3 separate regions of the Homo sapiens genome follow, and regions 1 and 3 are each linked to region 2. The links are chromatin contacts, found by Hi-C or POLR2A ChIA-PET in ENCODE. All regions are on one chromosome and are shown on one strand. The core of a region is the stretch at or near the end of the contact, and the rest is flanking DNA. Distances in the headings are between cores, read along the strand shown. Region 1 overlaps LOC124902693. Region 2 holds the start of SCYL1 (SCY1 like pseudokinase 1). Region 3 holds the start of EFEMP2 (EGF containing fibulin extracellular matrix protein 2).

The links. Hi-C counts contacts between places; a loop is a spot of excess contacts on that map. ChIA-PET counts read pairs that join two places held with the same protein, here RNA polymerase II (POLR2A). Pooled maps may share reads with other maps.
Region 1: a pooled map shows a loop between it and region 2 (4-fold over the local background). The contact joins the enhancer-like site here to the promoter of SCYL1 in region 2. A Hi-C loop is called at or near these places in 2 of 50 pooled maps. POLR2A ChIA-PET finds 5 or more read pairs at or near these places in 3 of 52 experiments (CD8-positive, alpha-beta memory T cell, Caco-2 and activated B cell).
Region 3: a loop to region 2 is called in a pooled map, with 5 times the contacts of the local background. The contact joins the promoter of EFEMP2 here to the promoter of SCYL1 in region 2. A Hi-C loop is called at or near these places in 5 of 50 pooled maps. POLR2A ChIA-PET finds 5 or more read pairs at or near these places in 5 of 52 experiments (BJ, Caco-2, H1 and 2 more).

What each region holds. Positions count from the first base shown.
Region 1 is chr11:65,817,126-65,821,938 of GRCh38, reverse strand. All of the region lies in intron 3 of LOC124902693, which reads left to right. Among named protein-coding and RNA genes, the nearest start is that of SNX32, 14 kb to the left of the region's middle. RefSeq lists a silencer at 3,468-3,927. Within about 2 kb of position 3,563, at least 20 of the 41 ENCODE cell types and tissues checked have a DNase peak (open chromatin) inside an H3K27ac peak, as active enhancers do.
Region 2 is chr11:65,521,793-65,526,332 of GRCh38, reverse strand. It overlaps SCYL1 (SCY1 like pseudokinase 1), which reads right to left and starts at 1,250. Exons shown (of 18, transcript NM_020680.4): 1 at 1,069-1,250; 2 at 619-759; 3 at 290-412; 4 at 1-209. The coding sequence starts at 1,179. RefSeq lists a silencer at 903-1,402.
Region 3 is chr11:65,870,636-65,875,289 of GRCh38, reverse strand. It overlaps EFEMP2 (EGF containing fibulin extracellular matrix protein 2), which reads left to right and starts at 2,490. Exons shown (of 11, transcript NM_016938.5): 1 at 2,490-2,607; 2 at 2,929-3,046; 3 at 3,272-3,320; 4 at 3,927-4,133; 5 at 4,632-4,654. The coding sequence starts at 2,936. RefSeq lists a silencer at 1,428-1,487.

The DNA of each region.
Region 1 (4,813 bases), core at 2,314-4,813, 290 kb before region 2:
GGCTGGAATGCAGTGGCTTGATCTCAGCTCACTGCAACCTCCACCTCCCGGGTTCAAGCAATTCTCCTGCCTCAGCCTCCCAAGTAGCTGGGAATACAGGTGTCTGCCACCATGCCCGGCTAATTTTTGTATTTTTAGTAGAGATGGGGTTTCACCATGTTGTCCAGGCTTGTCTCAAACTCCTGACCTCAGGTGATCCACCTGCCTTGGCCTCCCAAAGTGCTGGGGTTACAGGTGTGAGCCACTGCGCTCGGCCTCTAGACTCTTAATCTATGTTCTTTGAGTTACACCTGACAACTTTCCATCACACCTGGCTGCCTGGCTCAGGAACTGGAGGAAGGCGGCCAGTGCTGGCCAGGAATTTCTCAGAGGCCACTGGACAGTATTATGGAGTGGCCCCTGCCCCTCAGAGGCTCACTGTCCATAGCACAGGGGTCATCCATCCTGTCAGACCATGCTGACCCCACTCACGAGAGGCTAGCCCTGCAAGTTCTCCCCTGGGAACAGGAAGTAATCGTGCGAGGTTTACATGGCAGATCAGCTTGGTCTCGGGAGCTATTTCTACACAAATCACGTGGGGCTCAGAAGGCCATGCTCTGCTGCTCCCTGGACTCTGGCCCCTGTCCTGCGTGTCCTCCTTCCTCTGGTCCTCAGAGACTCCCCGTTCCCTGCCATATGCACACTTAGGGTGGGACCGGGATGTGCACTGTAGCCAGTTCTGTTCTTGTTTGTGTTGCTCAGAATCCATTGTTTCTTACTGATGCAGATCAGTGCCTAATACTAGGTGTCCAGCACCATGCTGGGAGCCAGGGATACAACAGACAGGTGCCTCCCTGGGGGATAAGTGGAGCACACGCAGGTAATAATCAGTGAACTGGGTAGCGCTTTGTTACAGGCCTCTCACAACTGGTATTTTATCTCCATCATATTGTAATTTTGTTTTTGTGGTGTGACCTAAAAAGCCTTGGATCCTCAAAAGATCTGGCCAAGTTCATGGTAAAGTTATTATTCCTTTAACAAATGCATTCATTTAACAATATTTATTAAGCACCTATTATTTGTCAGGTACCATTCCAGATGTCAGGATTATAACAGAGAACAAAACTGACAAATAGCACTGTTCTCTTGGTGCTTACATTGTTGTGGAAGGAGACAAAAAGAAATAATGTCAATATAATATGTCCTAAGAATTTTAAAGAAAAACTCAAGCAGGGTAAGGGAGAGAGAATGACGATGGGGAGGAGGGCCGCTCTTTGAGGAAGGCCCTTCTGGTGACCCTTGAAGCAGAGCCCAGCAAGAGGGGAGGGGGAAGCTGTGGTTTGGAGGAAGTCTTTTCATAGCGGGGAGCCTCAAGGGCAGAGCCCCCGAGGGGGAGTGTGCCCTACCTGTTGGAAGGAAGCCACTGATCTGCAATCCTGTTTTCCTCGTCTGCAAATTAATGGGCTTGTTGGGAGGGACAAATGAAATCATTTATATGAAAACATTTATGTCAACTGTAGAACACTCTATAAAAGTTATTCTCTTTATGTTGACTTCATCAAGTATTTGCAGTGTCTAAAGCAGGAATGATCATAATGATTATATTACAATTCTGCCCTTTCATTTTTTTTATTGAGGTGAAATGCATATAACATATAATTAATCATTTTATAGCCTACAATTCAGTGGCATTTGGTGCATTCACAATGTTGTGCAACCACCACCGCTTTCTATTTAAAAACCTTTTTCATCATCCCCACCTTTTCTTTCTTTTCTTTTTAAAATAGAGATGGTGTCTCCCTACATTGCCCAAGCTGGATTAGAACACCTGGGCTCAAGTGATCCTCCAACCTCAGTCTCCTGAGTAGCTGGGATTATAGGCACTCACCACTGTGCCTGGCCTTTCATTTTTATTTTATTTTATTTTATTAATTATTATTATTATTTAGAGACAGGATCTCACTCTGTTGCTCAGGCTGGAATGCGGTGGTGTGATCATGGTTCCCTGCGGCTTCCACCTGCTGGGCTCAAGCAATCCTCCCACCTCAGCCTCCCAAATAGCTGAAACTATAGACATACGCCACAGTGCCTGGCTAATTTTTGTATTTTTTGCAGAGCCGTGGTTTCATCTTGTTGCCCAGGCTGGTCTTGAACTCCTGGGCCTAAGTGATCCTCCTACCTTGGCTTCCTCCAGTGCTGGTATTACAGGCGTGAGTCACTGTGCCTGGCCTTTTTTATTTTTATTTTTTGACACAGAGTCTCACTCTGTCACCAGGTAGGACAGTGGTGCAATCTCGGCTCACTGCAACCTCTGCCTCCCAGGGTTAAGAGAGTCTTATGCCTCAGTCTCCTCAGTAGCTGGGATTACAGGTGCACACCACCACGCCCAGTTAATTTTTTTCTATTTTTAGTAGAGACAGGGTTTTACCATGTTGGCCCCACTGGTCTGGAACTCCTGGCCTCAAGTGATTCACCTACCTCGGCCTCCCAAAGTGCTAGGATTACAGGAATGAGCCACTGCACCCGGCCTTTGGCCTCATTTTAATTTTTATTTATTTATTTATTTATTTATTTATTTATTTATTTATTTATATTTATATTTTTATTTTTTTTGAGACGGAGTCTCGCTCTGTAGCCCAGGCTGGAGTCCAGGGGCGCGATCTCGGCTCACTGCAAGCTCCGCCTCCCAGGTTCACACCATTCTCCTGCAGTCAGCCTCCCGAGTAGCTGGGACTACAGGCGCCCGCCACCACGCCCGGCTAATTTTTTTTGTATTTTTAGTAGAGACGGGGTTTCACCATGTTAGCCAGGATGGTCTCGATCTCCTGACCTCGTGATCCGCCCGCCTCGGCTTCCCAAAGTGCTGGGATTACAGGCGTGAGCCACCGCGCCCGGCGCCGCATTTTTAATAGTCACTTGAGATACCATTCTGGAAATAGGATTTCCCCCCGTATCTGACTTTGTCCTTTCTGTTTCTGCCTAGCCTCCAGCTCCTAGGCTTCATCCATGTATTTTTCCAACAGCAATTTATTGAGCACCTACTGTGTGGGAGGCACTGTGCTAGGCAGATTCTGGAGACACAACAATGACAGTGACAGGGAGGTCCCTGCATCCCCAGGACTCACAGTGTGGTGGGGGATTTAGACAGTGAATGGATAATTGCCGGAAAACTAAATTATGATACATGCTTATAAGAAAAAATGTTTTGAAAATTATGTTAAATACATTTGTGGAGTTATCGAAGCTACTGGAAGAGAGACGCCACTCTCAGAACAACATGACTGGTTTTATAACTGTGCTCCCAGTTCAGACACGGGGGACAAAGATGACCTCGGGGAGGCGACCTGGATTTTGCTGGGGCCTAAGCAGCGAGGCCGGCCCAGGAAGAAAGAGCGGTGCTTCCTTCATTTGCTCCTGGTCACCCTCTGAGGTGTGCAAGGGTAGATAGTGTTGCCATCGCTCCCATTTGAGAGATGTGGAAACTGAGGCTTGGCCAGGCGTGCTTGCCACCTGGAGGGGCTGACGTCTGATACTTGCTTTAGCCAACGGTCAAAGCGTTTGTCCGATAGGGGGCAGCGGCGCGCCAGGCTGGAAGGAGAGCGGCATCCGCGCGCGCGGCGCTCCCGGCGTTCCAGGAGGGGGCGCTGCTGACCCGGCCTCGGATCGCCGCTCCCGCCCCGGCCTTGCCCCGCCGCCCTGCCCCACCCCCCGCCCGGAGCCCGGCACTCGTGACCTCGCCAGCTCTCAGCTCCCTCGGGCGATTTCGTGCACGCTAATGTGCGCCTCTGTGTTTTCCTAAATGCTGGTTTCTTCATCAAGCGGCGGAATAACGCATCAGGGCAGGTGACCCACGTCACCGGGGTGATGCACTGGTGCTCGCCGGGGCGGGCGCTGTGCCTGCGGGAGCCGCGCGGCCGGCGCGGTGTCGGGGCGCCTCGTGGGGGCCGAGCCGCGCCCGCACGTCCCTCAGGTAGGCGCGACCAGAGTTTCTTTAGACAGGATGACCTGGCAGCGTTTCCACCCCACCCACGGCGAGTTTCGCTTTCCTAATGTGGTTAAAAAGTGCGTTCTATCTGAAATAGGGTGGTTGAACAGGTTTCAACATTTTACTTAATTTTTTGTTTGTTTTAGATTTCTTCCTTCTGGTGGGTCTCTTTCTTTTTCTGTCAAGAAGATGTTCATAACTGTCCTCTTTGGCATTTGTTCAAAGTCCAGTTCTAATAGCTTTTGGACTGTGGTTTAATTTTAACCATAAAGCATTCTTTTGGAATAATTGCTTTTGAATCTGGGAAGAGCCAGCTGGATACAAGGCCATAAACACCCCCCTGCGGGGAATGTACAGGCTTTAAGTTACGTTTTTTTACCACTAGCATTTCTCTTTATCTTTTTTCTTTTTTTGGAGACAGGGTCTGGCTCTGTTGCCCAGGCTGGAGTTCAGTGGTACAATCAGAGCTCACTGCAGCCTCATCCTCCTGGGCTCCAGCGATCCTCCCATCTCAGCCTCCCGAGTAGCTAGCTGGGACCACAGGCACGCATCACTGGCTAATTTTTTTTTTTTTTTTTAGAGACAGGGTGTTGCTATGTTGCCCAGGCTGATCTCAAACTCCTGGTCTCAAGTGATCCTCCTGCCTCAGCCTCCCAAAGTGCTGGAATTACAGGCCTGAGCCACCATGCCTGGCCTAGCATATCTCTTTTTTTAAAAAAAGGAGACTGATGGGGGTTGGGGGGATGCAAATTGTGAGTAGATAGGTGGGATTGGAGGAGAGTTTGAACATCTGCTTTAATCAACTAAATGGTGTCTTAGAGCTGTCCTGCGGGCAACCATGTGGCCTCA
Region 2 (4,540 bases), core at 1-2,500:
CTGCCACTGCTGTCAGCCAACTCCGGGGGGTCATACTGCTCAAGCTCGGGGATCCCCTTGCGGGGAGGTCCCCCACCGTTGCCCTGGGCCGAATACATGTAGTCCAGGCCCCCAAGCTTCCACTCGCCAGCTCGGTCCACGAACACGGCGGCCATGCAGACATTGTTGTGGATGAGGCTGCAGTCGTTGACCAGGAAGCTGAGGGCTTTCTGGGGGCAAAAGGAGCCATCACGCCCCAGCACCTGCAACCCCCCATCCCTGCTCTCATCACCACTGCCCCCCACCTCACCACGATCTGGTGTAGCCCCCAGGAGATCTCCAGCTCCTTCAGGCCACCAGCCTCCACTCTCGCCTTGAGGTATATTCCCAACGGGGTCACAGCCTCTGTCACGACGTGGAGGCATTTTTCTGTCTGGGGAAGGGGACACAGGGTTATCAAGGGCGGAGGGGCAGAGAGGAAGGAGAGATAAGCGACTTGAAGTTGGGAGAGATGGGGAAGAGGAAACCAAATCTGGGGGTGCTGGGGCACATAGGGTGGAAACAGGGCAGGAGGGGAGACAGGAGTGGGTAACCAGGACATCGTGAGGGGCAGAGACGGGCAGGCAAGGCAGCAGGTACCTCCAGTCCATCGATGTAAGCCAGGATGTTGGGGTGCCGTAGAGTTTTGAAGCGCTTGAAGGCAGCTTTGGCCACCTGGGTCTGCTCTTCCGCGCCAGGCTTCACATCATAGACGAAGATGGACACGGGGCTGCCTGTGGCCTAGGGGAGGGCAGCGGGGCCTGAGATGGTCCCAGAGCTGTTGTGTGGCCGGAAGACAAGGGCCCGCAGCCAGGTCTCTCCCCAGGTCAGCCTTAGGGACACTTCGCCGGGCCCACGTGACCCCGGCCCTGTCCGCCTGTCGGTCCCTCGGTCCCTCCGCCCGCCACGTAGGCACTGCCCGCCCCCTCCCCGGCCTGCTACCCCTTGGTTCCGCCGCCACGTCAGGCCGGGCGCAACGCGACGGGGTCGGCGGCGCGGAATAGGCAAGGCCCAGGTCGACCGCGGCCTACGGAGCTCGGCCGCACTCACCTTCTTGCGGCCGCGGTGCAGGGCCCAGGGCCCGGGCAGGCCGCCCTCTGGGGGCTCCGGGATGAGCTCGAACGGAAAGTCCCGGACCGGGTCCCGGGCAAAGAACCACATCGTCCCCACCGCCGCCGCGGGTTCGGGCGCCTTAGCTCCGGGTCCTCCGGCCGCCCGAGCCGGGGCGGGGCGGAGAGGGGGCGGGGCCTGCGTCAGACGGGGGCGGGGCCCGGGGGCCAGGGCGGGGCCTACGTCGGGGCGGAGCAGGACGTGAATTGGGGCGGGGTGGGGCAGAACCTGAGTTGGGGCGGGAAGGGGCGGGGACAAGGGAGGGGCGGGAGAGGGGCGGGGATGGGGGGGCTAGGGAGGGGCGGGGATGGGGGGGCTAGGGAGGGGCGGGGATGGGGGGGCTAGGGAGGGGCGGGGCAGTCCGGGGCGGCGGGCGGTACTAAGATCAGTACTCCGCCGCCGGGTAAGTCACTTAAAACCCTCCAAGCCTGTGAGCCCTTTTATCTAAAGAGGCCTAAATCCTAAAGGATAATAGAGCCTGCCTTCTAGCGTACTGTAAGGATGAGAGCTTAAGAAGGGACAGAGGGATGGGGAAACCGAGGCAAAAAGGGGGAGAGGTAGAAAGACTGACAGGCATGAGAGGGTGCAGTGAGGAGTGAGGCAGAGACCCAGAGAGGGAGACTGGCCCCACGCCAGACACTCTCTCCCACCAGCAAGTGGGTGCCTCCAGGCTCCGGGGAGGAGTCGGTCCTGGTGAAGTGACCATGAGAGAAGCACGAGGAGACGCCCCAGAGAAAGAGCGTGGGTGAGAGGCAGAGAGTGAATCCAAGGTTCCAAGGAGGTCCAGAACCCCGGGGCAGGGGCGGGCACCCAGGGAATGGAGGAAGGAGAGACTGAGGAGGGAAGAAGAAGTGACCCCAGGAAAGGAGGGAGGGAGAAGGAGCAACTGGGCAGGTCTGGAAGAGGCCAAAGGGCTGGGAGGGGACCCTGCTCTCCTGGGCTCAGCTGCCCGGCTCTCAAGCCAACGGATTGCATCTCTCAGTGCCTGTGTAGACAGCCATGGAGTGGTGTTAGCTCAATCAGCACATCACACTGGTGGGGATCCAGCCCCTGAGCTGTGTAGGAGGGGCTGGACAGGCAGTGGTTCTTCTGCTGGTAGGGTCTCAGGACCCAGGCTTGGGGACAGTGCCTCAACCACAGCTATGGAGCACTGGTGAGATTCTGGGACTGGTTATGAAAAGTCTGGTTGGGATGCCTTTGGGAGATAACTCAAGGGCAGAGATGCCACAGTGAGACGGTGCTGGGTTTCAATCACGGTTCAGCCCCTCATTGGATGTGAGAACTCACACAGTTCCCTTTGGGTGCGTTAGGTCCCCCATCTATAAACTGGGGTGAGGGCCAGGCACAGTGGTTCACGCTTGTAATCTCAGCACTTTGGGAGGCCGAGGCTGGAGGATCACCTGAGGTCAGGAGTTCCAGGTCAGCCTGACCAACATGTTTGAAGGGGGCCTGCCCCTCCACACCTGTGGGTATTTCTCGTCAGGTGGAGACAAGAGACTGAGAAAAGAAATAAGACACAAAGTATAGAGAAAGAACAGTGGGCCCAGGGGACCGGCACACTCAGTATACGAGGACCTGCACCGGCGCTGGTCTCTCAGTTCCCTCAGTATTTACTGATTACTATTTTCACTATCTCTGCAAGGGGACTGCGGCAGAACAGGGTGATGGTGGGAAGAAGGTCAGCAGGAAAACATGTGAGTAAAGGAATCTGCATCATAAATAAGTTCAAGGGAAGGTACTGTGCCCGGATGTGCACGTAGGCTGGATTTATGTTTCTCTTTACCCAAACATCTCAGTGTAGCAAAGAGTAACAGAGCAGTATCACCGCTAGCATATCTCACCTCCAGCCATAGGGCAGTTTTCTCCTATCTCAGAATAGAATGACTGGTGGGCTTTACACCAAGACATTCCATTCCCAGGGACATACGGGAAACAGAGGCCTTCCTCTTATCTCAACCGCAAAGAGATCTTCCTCTTTTACTAATTCTCAGCACAGACCCTTTACGGGTGTCGGGCTGGGGGATGGTAAGGTCTTTCCCTTCCCACAAGGCCATATCAGGCTGTCTCAGTCGGGGAGACAATACCCAGGCTTTCTCGGGCAGAGGTCCCTGTGGCTTTGCACAGTGCATCATGTCCCTGGTTAATAGAGAATGGAGAATGGCGATGACTTTTACCAAGCATACTGCTTGCAAACATATAGTTAACAAGGCACATCCTGCACAGCCCTAAATCCCTTAAACCTTGATTCAATACAGCGCATGTTTCTGTGAGCACAGGGTTGGAACTAAAGTTACAGATTAACAGCATCTCAAAGCAGAAGAATTTTTCTTAGTACAGATCAAAACGGAGTTTCTTATGTCTTCTTTTTTTCTGCATAGACACAGTAACAGTCTGATCTCGCTTCCTTTCCCCCACATATGTGTGGGCGGAGGAATACCTAGGTGCGGAGGCAAGAGATTGAAGGCACAAACTGTTTCAGTATAAAAAAGAAAATAGTTAGAATAAGAATAGTCATAATACAAATTAGATATAGAGATGGTCATGAACAATTATCAATCATTGTTATAAGCATTATTAATCATTAGCTTTTAATATTACTCTTTGTTGCATTACTAATATAACCTAGGAATAACCGGCGGGTATAGGGTCAGGTGCTGAAGGGACATTGTGAGAAGTGACCTAGAAGGCAAGAGGTGAGCCTTCTGTCACGCCCGCATAAGGGCCTCTTGAGGGCTCTTTGGTCAAGCGGTAACGCCAGTGTCTGGGAAGGCACCCGTTACTTAGCAGACCGCGAAAGGGAGTCTCCTTTCCTTGGAGGAGTCAGGGGACACTCTGCTCCACCAGCTTCTTGTGGAAGGCTGGATATTATCCAGGCCTGCCCGCAGTCATCCAGAAGCCTAAACCCCTCCCTGTGGTGCTGTGCTTCAATGCTCACGCTCTTTGTCCACTTTCATGCTCCTCCCATACTCCTGGTTCGTCTTTGAAATTCGTAGTAGATAGAGGTAGAAGAAATAGTGAAAGTCTTAAAGTCTTTGATCTTTCTTATAAGAGCAGAGAAGAAAACGCTGACGTATGCTGCCTTCTCTCTCTGCTTCGGCTACCTAAAAGGGAAGGGCCCCCTATCCTGTAATCACCTGACCTGCTTCACCTTGTCAATCACTTAGAAGATTCACCCTCCTTACCCTGCCCCCTTGTCTTGTATACAATAAATATCAGCGAGCCCAGCCATTTGGGGCCACTACCGGTCTCCGCGTCTTGATGGTAGTGGTCCCTGGGGCCCAGCTGTTTTCTCTTTATCTCTTTGTCTTGTGTCTTTATTTATTACAATCTCTAGTCTCCACACAGGGGGAGAACACATGCTAAGCCCCGTAGGGCTGGACCCTACACATATGTTGAAACCCCGTCTCTACTA
Region 3 (4,654 bases), core at 1,241-3,740, 350 kb before region 2:
GAATATGTGGCTTTTTGTGTCTGGCTTCTTTCACTTCACATAGTAGTTTCAAGAATTCACCTATATTGGCCGGGCGCGGTGGCTCACGCCTGTAATCCCAGCACTTTGGGAGGCCAAGGTAGGCGGATCACAAGGTCAGGAGATTGAGACCATCCTGGCTAACACGGTGAAACCCCATCTCTACTAAAAATACAAAAAATTAGCCGGGCCTGGTGGCGGGTGCCTGTAGTCCCAGCTACTCAGGAGGCTGAGGCAGGAGAATGGCGTGAACCCAGGAAGCGGAGCTGGCAGTGAGCCGAGATGGCGCCACTGCACTCCAGCCTGGGCGACAGAGCAAGACTCCGTCTCAATTAAAAAAAAAAAAAAAAAAAAGAATTCACCTATATTGTGGCATGCATCAGTACTTCATTAGTTTTTATGGCTGAATAATGTTCGACTGTGTGGATGTACTGCATCTTGTTATTCATCAGTTGACGGCTTTTGTGTTGTTTCTGCATTTGGCTCTTATATATAGTGCAGCTATAAACGCTGCGTACAGATTTGTGTGTGTGTACATATCTTTTCAATTATCCTAGGTATGTATACCTAGGAGTGAAATTGTCAGGTCATGTGATAACATTTTGAGGAACTGCCAGACCATTGTCCACCAACAGTGCATGAGGGCTCCAGTTTCTCCGTATCTTTGCCAACACTTGTTACTGTCTTTCTCGTTTTAAAGAGCTATTATTATTATTACTATTTTTGAGATGGAGTCTCGCTCTGTCGCCCAGGCTGGAGTGCAATGGCACAATCTCGGCTCATTGCAACAACTGCCTCCCGGGTTTAAGAGATTATTCTGCCTCAGACTCCCGAGTAGCTGGGATTAGAGGCACGTGCCACTACACCAGCTAATTTCTTTGTGTTTTTGTAAAGACAGGGTTTCACCATGTTGGCCAGGCTGGTCTTGAACTCCTGACCTTGTGATCTGCCCACCTTGGCCTCCCAAAGTGTTGGGGTTACAGGCGTGAGCCACCGCGTCGGGCCTATTATTATTATTATTATTTTAAGATGGAGTCTCCCTCTGTCACCCATGGAGTGCAGCAGTGTGATCTGGGCTCTCTGCAACCTCCACCTCCCGAGTTCAGGTGATTCTCCTGCCTCAGGCTCCTGAGTAGCTGCGACTACAGGCACGCGCCACCACGCCTGGCTAATTTTTATATTTTTAGTAGAGACGGGGTTTCACCATGTTGTCCAGACTGGTCTCGAACTCCTGACCTCAGGTGATCCACCTGCCTCGGCCTCTCAAAGTGCTGGGATTACAGGCTTGAGCCACCGCGTCCGGCCCCTAAAGAGCTATTATTTAACCTTCTGCCCCAGCAGCTGGGAGGGATGGTGGTGGCAGAGTGGCGAGGAGCGGGCACTGCGCAGTTCACCTGAGCCCCAGGCGCTCGCCGCGGGACCCACCAGCACGTCCCCTCCTCGGCAGACTCCCTCCCCGGGGTCACGTGGAGGGCGACTGCGGGGATAAGCAGGGATGGCAAGGGGAAAGGAAGGGCGGGCCCCAGGCGGGGGATCCCCGGACACGCAGTGCTTTCCCGCCTGGCCCCGCCCAAAGACGTGGGCAAACAGAGGCCACGCCCTTCCTGGGAGCCAGCCCCGCCCATACTCCGCCCCAAGGACACGCCCCCACTTCGGGCGGAGGCGGAAACCGGGCGGGGGACGCTGGTGCGAGGAGGTCGAGGAGGCGCCTTGGCACCCGACTCTGGCATCCCGCACGTCCGACATCAGCCCTGCCCTCCTTCTCAGGGGCTTCCATTCATTTTGTGCCAAAAGGGAACTGCCGCCCTCGCCCCCAAACTTGTAGCTTTGTGGATGGAGGGTGTGGGGGAGGCCGTGTGTAGTGAAAGGACCACCCGGCTGAAGACGGTCCTGGGGGTGGAGGGCAGGAGGGAGCGAGAAGGACAGTTCTGCTCCTGGGAGCCTCTCGTTCCTGGGCGAGGGTCTGGGGACCCTGGATGAAGTTTTAGGATCTTTTACAATGACGGTCTGGGGCAGAGAATAAAATTTTGCAGGGAGCAGATTGAGGGTCTGGAGGACTGGGTTAGGTGGGCTCTAGGTACCCAGGACGATCTCGGGAGGCGCACAATGAGAATCTGGGGGCTCCAGGATTACGGTGTGGGTGCACAGGATGAAATTCTGGGGGCGCAGATTAGGTAGGACCTAGGTGAGCAGGATGACATTTTTGGTGAGCGTCTGGGGGCCCCCGGGTGAGTCTGGGGGCCTGGCATCAAGGTCGGGGCCCCAGGATCGAGCACTGGGGGACCCTGGTCCGGCGCCGGGAGGCGGCTCCTGGCGGCGCCGCGGGGGACCGGGTAGGGGCCTGTGGCTGGCCGGGGGCGGAGAAGCGGGGGGTCGGGGTCCCTCCCCCTGGCGCTGGCTCAGGAATCCGCCGAAGGGCGGGCGGAGGCGCCGGGGTGGGCCGCGCCGCGGCAGGCGGGCGGGCGGGGGGCGCTTCCTGGGGCCGCGCGTCCAGGGAGCTGTGCCGTCCGCCCGTCCGTCTGCCCGCAGGCATTGCCCGAGCCAGCCGAGCCGCCAGAGCCGCGGGCCGCGGGGGTGTCGCGGGCCCAAGTGAGTGGCTGTGACCGTCCGTGGGGGAGGGCGTGGGCCGGAGTCTCGGCCGAGTCCGCGGCAGCGTAGCGCCCACAGAGGCCCGCGCTCCTCGGCCTTCGCCGCAGGGGCGCGGGGCGGGGGCGGGGTGGCCGGGGCGGGTGGGCCTGGGACCCGGGCCTGGGACCTGGGCCTGTGAGGAGTCGGCCCCCAGCCCTGGGAGGCCCCGAGGCCCAAGCACGGTCCTGAGCGGGCAGTGGCGGGGGCTGGGCTCGGGCTCCCGGTACAGGGAGTTGAGGTGCCGCGGGCAGAGGCCCCTGACCCGTGTCCACCATCTCGCAGCCCCAGGATGCTCCCCTGCGCCTCCTGCCTACCCGGGTCTCTACTGCTCTGGGCGCTGCTACTGTTGCTCTTGGGATCAGCTTCTCCTCAGGATTCTGAAGAGCCCGACAGCTACACGGTGGGGACAGTGAGGGCCGCTGGCCTGGGACAGGAAGGGTAGGGAGGAAGAGACCGGGACCCAGGGTGACTGCTGCCGGGGAAGTCTTCCTCCCCTGGCTGGTGGAGAGCTGGGGGCCATTGTTTGGAGCAGGCCGGAGGGTGGCCAGGCTCAGGCCCTAGTCTTGGCCTGGCCAGTTGGAGGAGATCTTAGGGTGACCACTGGCCACTTCTGGTTCCCTTCCAGGAATGCACAGATGGCTATGAGTGGGACCCAGACAGCCAGCACTGCCGGGGTGTGTGTGCCTGGGGGACCAAACACCCCCAGGAACCCGGAAAGGGATTGATAGCTGCTTTCCAAGGGACAGCCCCACCTCCAAGAACTGCCGTGGGAGCCCAGCAGCCCGTTCTATGCCCAGCTCTGCTACACAGAGGCCAGCTCTGGCTCTCTGGAGGCCAGTTGAGCTAGGGGTGGCCTCATCCTCTCCCAGAAACCCAGGAAACCTTGTCCCTACCCCTCAGAGGAGCTGGATCCTGTACGCCTTCTCTGAACCACTCTCCTGTCCCAGCTCTTTGTCTCATCACAACCTGGGAGGGTAGCGTCCCCAGGGGTGGGTAAGGAGGCCCCCCATCTTGGGCTGAGCTAGGGCTAGGGCCGTGGGGAGGGATAGAGACCCACTTGCAGGCCGAGAATGAGGGCAACAGTGGGAACAGCTGCCCCATCTCCAGCCTTGGCCAACCCTGGGGAGGGGTCCTGAGCAGGCAGACTTAGCTTGTTGAGCAGAGTGGGAAGGCTTTGCTGGGGCCACACATCTCAGAGAAGGCCGAGCTGGGTTCCTGCCTCCGCTCCCTCCAGGGCCAGCCCAGGAGACTGGCTGTGCCCAGCAGGCCCCTCTCTGCAGATGTCAACGAGTGTCTGACCATCCCTGAGGCCTGCAAGGGGGAAATGAAGTGCATCAACCACTACGGGGGCTACTTGTGCCTGCCCCGCTCCGCTGCCGTCATCAACGACCTACACGGCGAGGGACCCCCGCCACCAGTGCCTCCCGCTCAACACCCCAACCCCTGCCCACCAGGCTATGAGCCCGACGATCAGGACAGCTGTGTGGGTGAGTGGGGACTGCTCTGGTGCCTGGCTTCCAGTCCTCTCACCAGGCGTCTTAAACTCAGACCTCATGTTCCTCCCCAGCTCAAAAGGGCCACTGGTGATGTCCACACCCTCATCCAGACACTCATGTTGTTTAGGACCTGCCGCAGGTGGCCCCAGCTTGTGTGCCACTGCTCCAGCCAGCTCCGGGCCCCTCCCCTCGGTTGCTGCAGAGACACTGCAGGAAGTCTGCCTTCCAGTGTCTGTCCCCTGGGAGCCACAGGCCTTGGAGGAAGGACAGTCCAGGAATCAGTGTTGCTGGGGATGTTTGGACAGGACCTTATTTCCTGTGCAACCCCCAACATGTGGTTTTAGAGGTTAGGGGTGCCTTTCCTGATGGCTCCAGGCTGGTGAACTCTTACGCGTGCTGTTGAGAGAACCGAATACAAGTGTTGGAACTATCTGTCATGTTGGGTGGTGTGCGGGATCCCAGGCAGGGGCTGAGTGGTGTCTCTCGCAGATGTGGACGAGTGTGCCCAGGCC